Regions from separate parts of the Homo sapiens genome. Here region 1 is linked to region 2. The links are chromatin contacts, found by Hi-C or POLR2A ChIA-PET in ENCODE. All regions are on one chromosome and are shown on one strand. Each heading gives the region's core, a stretch centred on a gene start or an enhancer-like site at or near the end of the contact. The rest is flanking DNA. Distances are from core to core; before and after follow the strand shown. Region 1 holds the start of EMD (emerin). Region 2 holds the start of CCNQ (cyclin Q).

Region 1 (3,351 bases), core at 50-2,549, 780 kb before region 2:
CATGGGGCCTTGCCACTTGTGCTCATGCCCCAGCATCCCCTTTTGCCCCCAGGACTCTCAGGAAGAGTCTGAGCCTAGATCCCAGACCAGGGTGCTCTAGTCACACAGAGTCTCCCCGGAGGCCCAAGAGCCACCATTTGTACCCAGTGCCCCCCTGGATTTATCCAAACACAGCCGCGATCCCCTAGGTTGTACCCAAGTACAGGACGCCTGCCAGCCAGCTCACCTGGTGATGGAAAGCGTCAGCATCTGGGAATGAAGTCACTGACTGGCGGACAGCCCTGGACGGGCCGGCAGACTCGGGCTCCCCATAAGTCCTGGTGGTGAAGTAGCTCTCTTCATAGTAGTCGTCATTGTAGCCTTGGGAAGGGGGGCAGCGGTAGCAGAGGGGGCATCGGTGTGCCCCGCCTGGCCTGATGGCCCTAATCTGAATCCCATTTCGGGACCTGTAACAGTTTCTCCCTCCTAAGGCTGCTGGAGTGGTTGGGACTGAGGTCTCAGGTCCTCCCTGTGAGCGGGGTCCCTGACGAAGTCGGGTGAAGGTGCCAGCGTGCCCACCCAACCCCTGCCTTACCCTTGCTCTGGTAGAGTAAAGCGTCCTCTTTCTTGGGAAGATCATACATATCTGCATCCCCTCTAGTCGAATTCAAGTCTGGATTGAAAGGAGGAGACAGAACTGTTTGCCCCCCCAGACTTCCCTCCCCTTTCTCCAGTGCCGCTCTCGACCGGCCCCCCTGCCACACCCTCGCGACCCCATCCTCCCCGCGTCCCAGGCTGTCCCCACAGGCGAGGCTCTCACCAGAGAAGCTATAAGAGGAGGCGGCGGACGAGCTGGGGGGCGAGAGCCGCCGCCTCTGGGTCTCGTACTCGAAGATCTTCTTCTCGTAAAGCCTACGAGTTGATCCTGGCCGGACACGGGGCGGTCAGGGCCGCGGGCCGGGGAAGGCGCGCGGGGAGGGCAGCGGGGAGGTCGCGAGGCGGAGCACGAGGAGGGGGCCCGGAAGGGGTCCCGCCCGCCGCCGCGTACCTACTACAGGCCCGTGCGGGATGTTGTACCGGCGCAGCAAGGTGGTCAGCTCGGTATCCGAAAGATCTGCGTAGTTGTCCATGGCGGGTGCGGGCTCAGGCGGAGGCCTGGCGGCGGCCCGGGCCTACCAAAACCGGCCGAGCAACGGCTGCCGAGGAGCACGGCGGGGGCGGCACGAGCGCATCGGGAGCGGCCGCGCTCGCGTCACAGCCGAATCGTTGTCGCGTCACAGCCGAATCGTTGTCGCGTCACGGCCGCTGGCTCCGCAGGCTGCGCGCGCTGCGCGGGGCGGGACCTAACCGCGGGAGCAGCCGGCACAGACCGGCCGTGCCCTGAGAGCTGGGAGGCTGGGGCCGCGAGCCCAAACGTCATCAACGCGAGGATTGGCTAGCGGCGGAGAGGGCGGGGCCCGCCCGGGAGTCAGGGCGGTGGGAACCGGTCTCGCGATGGGAGCGGGCGGGGCCGCAAGCCCATATGTCACAAGCACGGGGATTGGCTAGTGATGGAGGGGGCGGGGCCCGCGCGGGCGCGGAGCAAAAGGTCTCGCGGTGGGAGCGAGCGGGGCCGCGAGCCCATACGTCACAAAACGGGGATTGGCTAGCGATGGAGGGGGAGGGGCCCGCGCGGGCGCGGAGCAGAAGGTCTCGCGGTGGGAGCGAGCGGTACTGCGAGCCCGGACGCCACTAATGCATGGATTGGCTAGCGGCGTAGGGGGCGGGGCCCGCGCGGGAGTCAGGGCAATGCAAACCGGTATCGCTGTGGGAGCAGGCGGGGCTGCGGGCCCAAAAGTCACAAACGCACAGATTGGCTAGCGGCAGGGGGCGGGGCCCGCGCGGGAGTCAGGGCGATGCGGCTGGGAGCCCAGACGTCACCCTGTGGCGTGCGGCGGGGTGAGAGGGGCGGGGCCTGCGCGCGAGGGACCCGGGACGTGCGAGCGGGCGAAGTCGGCGCTTGGGGTGGCTCTGGTCCCTAAGTCGCTTGGGCTTCGCCCGATCCCTGCACATCCCTACTCCCCGCCGTCGTCCCCCTTCCCAGGGCCCCAGAGCCTAGGGTTCCCCGGCCGCATCCCGGTCGGCCGCCCCAGCAGCGGCGGGAAGGGCCCGGACCCTAAGAGAGCGCGGGCCCCGGGCCAGGCGCTGCCGAGGGCGCTTTGTGTGCGCATCGCCCGGGAAGCGGCTGCAGGGCAAGGCCCGCGCCTACGCGATCCCCGCAGACCCCCTGCCATGGGCCCGCCTTCCCAGTCTGCGGGGCTCTCGCCCGCGCACATGTGCCTGCTGCTTACCACCGCCTACCCCTCTGCTTCCCTTCCTCCTCCCTCGCTCCACCCGGGAGGAAATGGGGCACTGGGCCAGGAGGCCGCTGGCACTCCAGAAGCAAGCAGTCTTCGAAGGGGCCCGGGCATGCCGACGGGCACGCCAGTGGGCGCGGGCAGAGGGCGCCGTGCGATGCGTGCAGAGACGACGTGTGCCCGCCTAACCCTTCATGCCGTTCATTCACCCGGGGCACTGGGGGGAGCTGAAGTGGGGCGTCCTCTCCTGTCGGAATGGTCCCTGAGCGCAGCGTGGCTAGGCAGGGGGCAGACGTGGGTGGCGAGCTATGGATTCCCATTCCCAGGGCCTTGATCAGATATTGGCTGTCTCATGGAGAAGAGAAAGGAGGTGACATTCATCATTCATATTCTTTTTTTTTTTTTTTTTTTTTTGAGACAGTCTCGCTCTGTCACCCAGGCTGGAGTGCAGTGGTGCAATCTTGGCTCTCTGTAGCCTCCACCTCCCGGGTTCAAGTGATTCTCCTGTCTCAGCCTCCCGAGTAGCTGGGAGTACAGTCACATGCCACCATGCCTGGCTTTGTATTTTTAGTATTTAGTATTTGTATTTTTAGTAGAAACAGGATTTCACCATGTTGGCCAGGCTGGTCTCGAACTCCTGACCTCAAGTGATCAGTCCGGCTCGGCCTCCCAAAGTGCTGGGATTACAGGCATAAGCCACCGCGCCTGGCTGTGACATTCACATTCTAAACAAAGCCAGCTGAGGGTGTATGGAATCAACTAGTGTGCCCCTCACTGGGTAGGCCCCAAACTGGGAGCATGAAGAGGTGACATGCCATCTGTAGTTTCACAGTTGAGGGCTGGTGACAAGGGAAGAAGAGGGGAGGGCTCTGGTCATGTCCAGAATGGCTGGCCTGGCTGGTGAGGGTCACAGACCAGTCATCCATGGAGGTTTGCCCATGGGGTGGGAAGAGGTAGACACCTGGGGGAGTAATGAGGAGATGGGGCCCTGTTTTGACTACACGCAAAGATCCTAACAAAGAGGAATCACTGTTGG
Region 2 (3,388 bases), core at 675-3,174:
GGTGTCAGCAGCACAGGGAGCTGGGGACCCTGAGTCAGTCCACACACGCACACATATGCACACACACGTGCACACCCGCGCACATACAGACAAGAGCAAGCTGGGTGATGGAAGTGGAGTGGTAATTCCTTCACCAGGCAGAATACGTGCAGAGACGTTCAGCCAGGAGACCATAACCTTTGGGGGACCTGCCGAAGGTCTCTGCCATGAGGCAAAGTGGTGAGATCCGAGGCTGGTCAGTTGATAGGGTGACTCCACAAGGACCAGCATGTGAGGTCAAGGCCTCACATTTTCTCCTGAAGGTGAAGGGACTCCGGAGGGTGTTAGGCAGGGCAGGACCTGTTCAGCCTCGCCTTTTAGAAAGCTCGCTCTGGCGGCTGGTATTGTGGGGTGAATGCCAGCCCCCAAAAGGTGTGTCCGTGTCCTAATCCCTGTTACTGTGACCTTATTTAGCAGAAGGGCCTTTGCAAGATGTAATGAAAATAAGGATGTCAAGATGAGCTCCTCCTGGATTATCTAGGTAGGCCCTAATCCAGTGACAGGTGTGCTTATAAGAGACAGACGAGAAGACAGGGAGAAGGCCATGTAGAGACGGAGGCACAGATTGGAGTGATGGGGCCACAAGCCCAGGAAGAACTCAGGCTGCAGAAGCTGGAAGAGCAAGGAAGAACTGATCCTCTGCCAGAGCCTTTGAGGGAGCAAAGCCCTAGTGTCACCTCCATTTCAGGTGTCTGGCCTCCAGAATTGAGAGAGGATATACTTCTGCTGTTTTTAGCAACCCAATTTGTGGTCATTTGTTACAGCAGCCCCAGGAAACTAACCCAGCTGGGATGGAGAGAGGACTTGGGGAGGCTGGTGGAGGCAGGAAGTGCTGAGGAAGGAGAATGAGGCCGGACTGGGTGTGTGGGGTGGGGGTAAGAGGTGGAGACTTCCACACCATCAGGAGATCAAGGCGCCTGGGCAGAAGGGTTTAGGGAGCAGTAGCTTTTTCCTCTCCATATTGCCAGCTGTCTGAAATTGTAGCAATGATCTGAATGTATCAGAATGACTCCAGTGACTGTCACTAACTTGGGAGTGAGTACCTTTGGGGTTCTATGTCCCTAAAGCCTGATGCACCATTTCCTGCTTGTGGAAGACGCGAATGAAAAATGAGATGGTAAATACCTGAGTTCGATATTCAGCATTCATTCAGCAAACATTTATTAGGCTCCTACTGTGCGTCGCGCTGGAAAGGCAAGCAGAAGCTAGATTCCCAATCGATCCCGGGAGGCTGGACGATCCAGACACAAACACCGTTCATGCGTCTATTCGAAAAGGCCCTCTTGGAATTTTGTGCACAGCATTTCCTTGGGGTGTCGATGGATCGGGGTCTGCAAACATTAGCACCTTTTCCGGTGGCCGCTGTCTTCTCAGACCTCAGACACCGGCGCCTCCCCGTGAACTCCCGCAGGCGTCCCTAGCCCAGGGCTTGGCGGGCGCTGCCGGTTGTACCTGGCCTAAGCCACGCTGGGCCGACAGCCCGGGGCGACACCCCCTTCGGACGGCGGGGATTTGCGGCTCGGGTGACCGGAGGTGCCCTCCCGCGGGTCTCGGAGCAGCTCCGCGGGCTCTCGCTCCGCGGGGAGGAGCCTGCGTCTCCCAGGGGCGGGGCTCGAGGCGCCTAGGGGCCGGTGGACACATACCAGCCGCCCCGTGGTGTCGGCCTCTGCGCCTGCGCCTGCGCCTGCGCGCGCGGCCAGGCAGCGTCTGTGGCGCAAGCGCGCGCTCACCCTTGGGCGAGGGCCCTGAGGGGCGGGGCGGGGCGGAGGAGCGGCGGGGCGGCGAGGGGCGGGGCGGGGCGGCGAGGGGCGGGGCGGGGCGGCGAGGGGCGGGGCGGGGCGGGGCCGGACGCGGCCGGGTGGGGCGGCAGCGCCCGCCGCGAGCACCTCCAGTTCTGCCGGCTTCTGCGCGCCGGGGCCGCCTCTCCTTCCGCCGGTGCCGCGGCGCCTCATGGAAGCCCCGGAGGGCGGCGGAGGGGGGCCTGCAGCGCGGGGCCCGGAGGGGCAGCCGGCGCCCGAAGCCAGGGTGCACTTCCGAGTGGCGAGGTTCATCATGGAGGCAGGTAACCGCGGCCGGGGGAGGCCAGGACAGGCGGCGCCGCGGCCCGCTTCGCGGAGCGGGCCCGGCTGGCCAGGCCGGCCTTCTGGAGTGCTCACCGTAGCAGAGGCCGGGAAGCCCTGCTCGGGGCTGAGGACCTCCGCCTTTGCGCCGCGCCCGGTGTGCTGAGCAGTGAGCCGCGAGGTATCCCCATGGCGTGGACCGGTGTGCAGGCCCTAGGAGAGGACGTGGCCGGGTTGGGCCTCCAGCGAGGCGGAGACCGGCCCGGGCGCCCGCAGCTCTGCGCAGTGCGCCACGCCTTCTGCCGGCACCCGCGGCCCTGCACTCCGGTAGACTTTATGGCGCTTAGTCGCGCGGAGCCTTTTGGAGAACGCTGTCCGAGGGTTCCTGTCACTCCGGGGACCTAGGCTGCTTGCAGCTCCTGTTCCGAACCCTGCCAGGACATCCACAGTAGTGTTGGGCTCCGCGCTTCCCAGGCGAGGTGATTAAGCTAAGATCTCTGTAGAAACATCGTTTCCATCCAGCCATCAACAGTATTTTTTTTTTTTTCGAGACGGAGTCTCGCTCTGTTGGCCAGGCTGGAGTGCAGTGGCGTGATCTCGGCTCACTGCAACCTCCGTCTCCCGGACTAAAGCAATTATCCTTCCTCACGCTTCCGAGTAGCTGGAATTACAGGTGTGTGCCACCGTACCCGGCTAATGTTTGTATTTTTAGTAGAGACGGGGTTTCACCATGTTGGCCAGGCTGGTCTTGAACTCCTGGCCTCAGGTGATCCAGTTGCCTCGCCCTCCCAAAGTGCTGGGATTACAGGCGTGAGCTACCTCGTCCGGCCCATCAACAGTATCTTGATAGGAGATACTGTTAGTTGGCGGGTAGTTATTTCCTACCTTTACTGCTTGGGGGAGAAGGGTTGGGCAGATGTGCTTTCTACCCAAGGTGGGCGGAGAGTCTGAGGACTGCTGCAGGACTGTTCATCCCAGTGATATGTAAATTTACTGTAATTTGCAAGAAGAGTTGCAAAGTTATTATTAGGGAAGGATGGCAGTGACACCTCATCTGCTACCGTCTGCTCGGAGGGTCCGTGTAAATTGGGGTTTGCTCTGTAAAACAAAGCTTGGAAGGTCATGTCAGTAACAGCACCTTATCTGGCATCTCCTGGAATGAGGGGTCCCAGGTAGGAATTGTCTTTATATAACAAGTTTAGACCTTCTGAGGGACTTCTTTATAAAATGTATTACACAATCCTTTGTCCTTTGTAGGAGGCTAAATATTGATTTCCCAAAGATGTCCC

What was found. Hi-C counts contacts between places; a loop is a spot of excess contacts on that map. ChIA-PET counts read pairs that join two places held with the same protein, here RNA polymerase II (POLR2A). Pooled maps may share reads with other maps.
Region 1: a map of PC-9 shows a loop between it and region 2 (18-fold over the local background). The contact joins the promoter of EMD here to the promoter of CCNQ in region 2. A Hi-C loop is called at or near these places in 1 of 168 maps with a recorded cell type or tissue (PC-9), 2 of 37 single-sample maps with no recorded cell type and 8 of 50 pooled maps. POLR2A ChIA-PET finds 5 or more read pairs at or near these places in 1 of 52 experiments (PC-9).

What each region holds. Positions count from the first base shown.
Region 1 is chrX:154,377,243-154,380,593 of GRCh38, reverse strand. It overlaps EMD (emerin), which reads right to left and starts at 1,299. Exons shown (of 6, transcript NM_000117.3): 1 at 1,028-1,299; 2 at 800-904; 3 at 575-652; 4 at 227-360. The coding sequence starts at 1,109. RefSeq lists an enhancer at 342-921 and silencers at 1,329-1,628, 1,639-2,058, 2,079-2,208.
Region 2 is chrX:153,597,675-153,601,062 of GRCh38, reverse strand. It overlaps CCNQ (cyclin Q), which reads left to right and starts at 1,924. Exons shown (of 5, transcript NM_152274.5): 1 at 1,924-2,101. The coding sequence starts at 1,990. LOC105373383 (a long non-coding RNA gene) reads right to left here and starts at 1,723. Exons shown (of 1, transcript NR_131982.1): 1 at 1,170-1,723. RefSeq lists an enhancer at 1-413 and silencers at 1,554-1,693, 1,794-1,843, 1,854-2,213.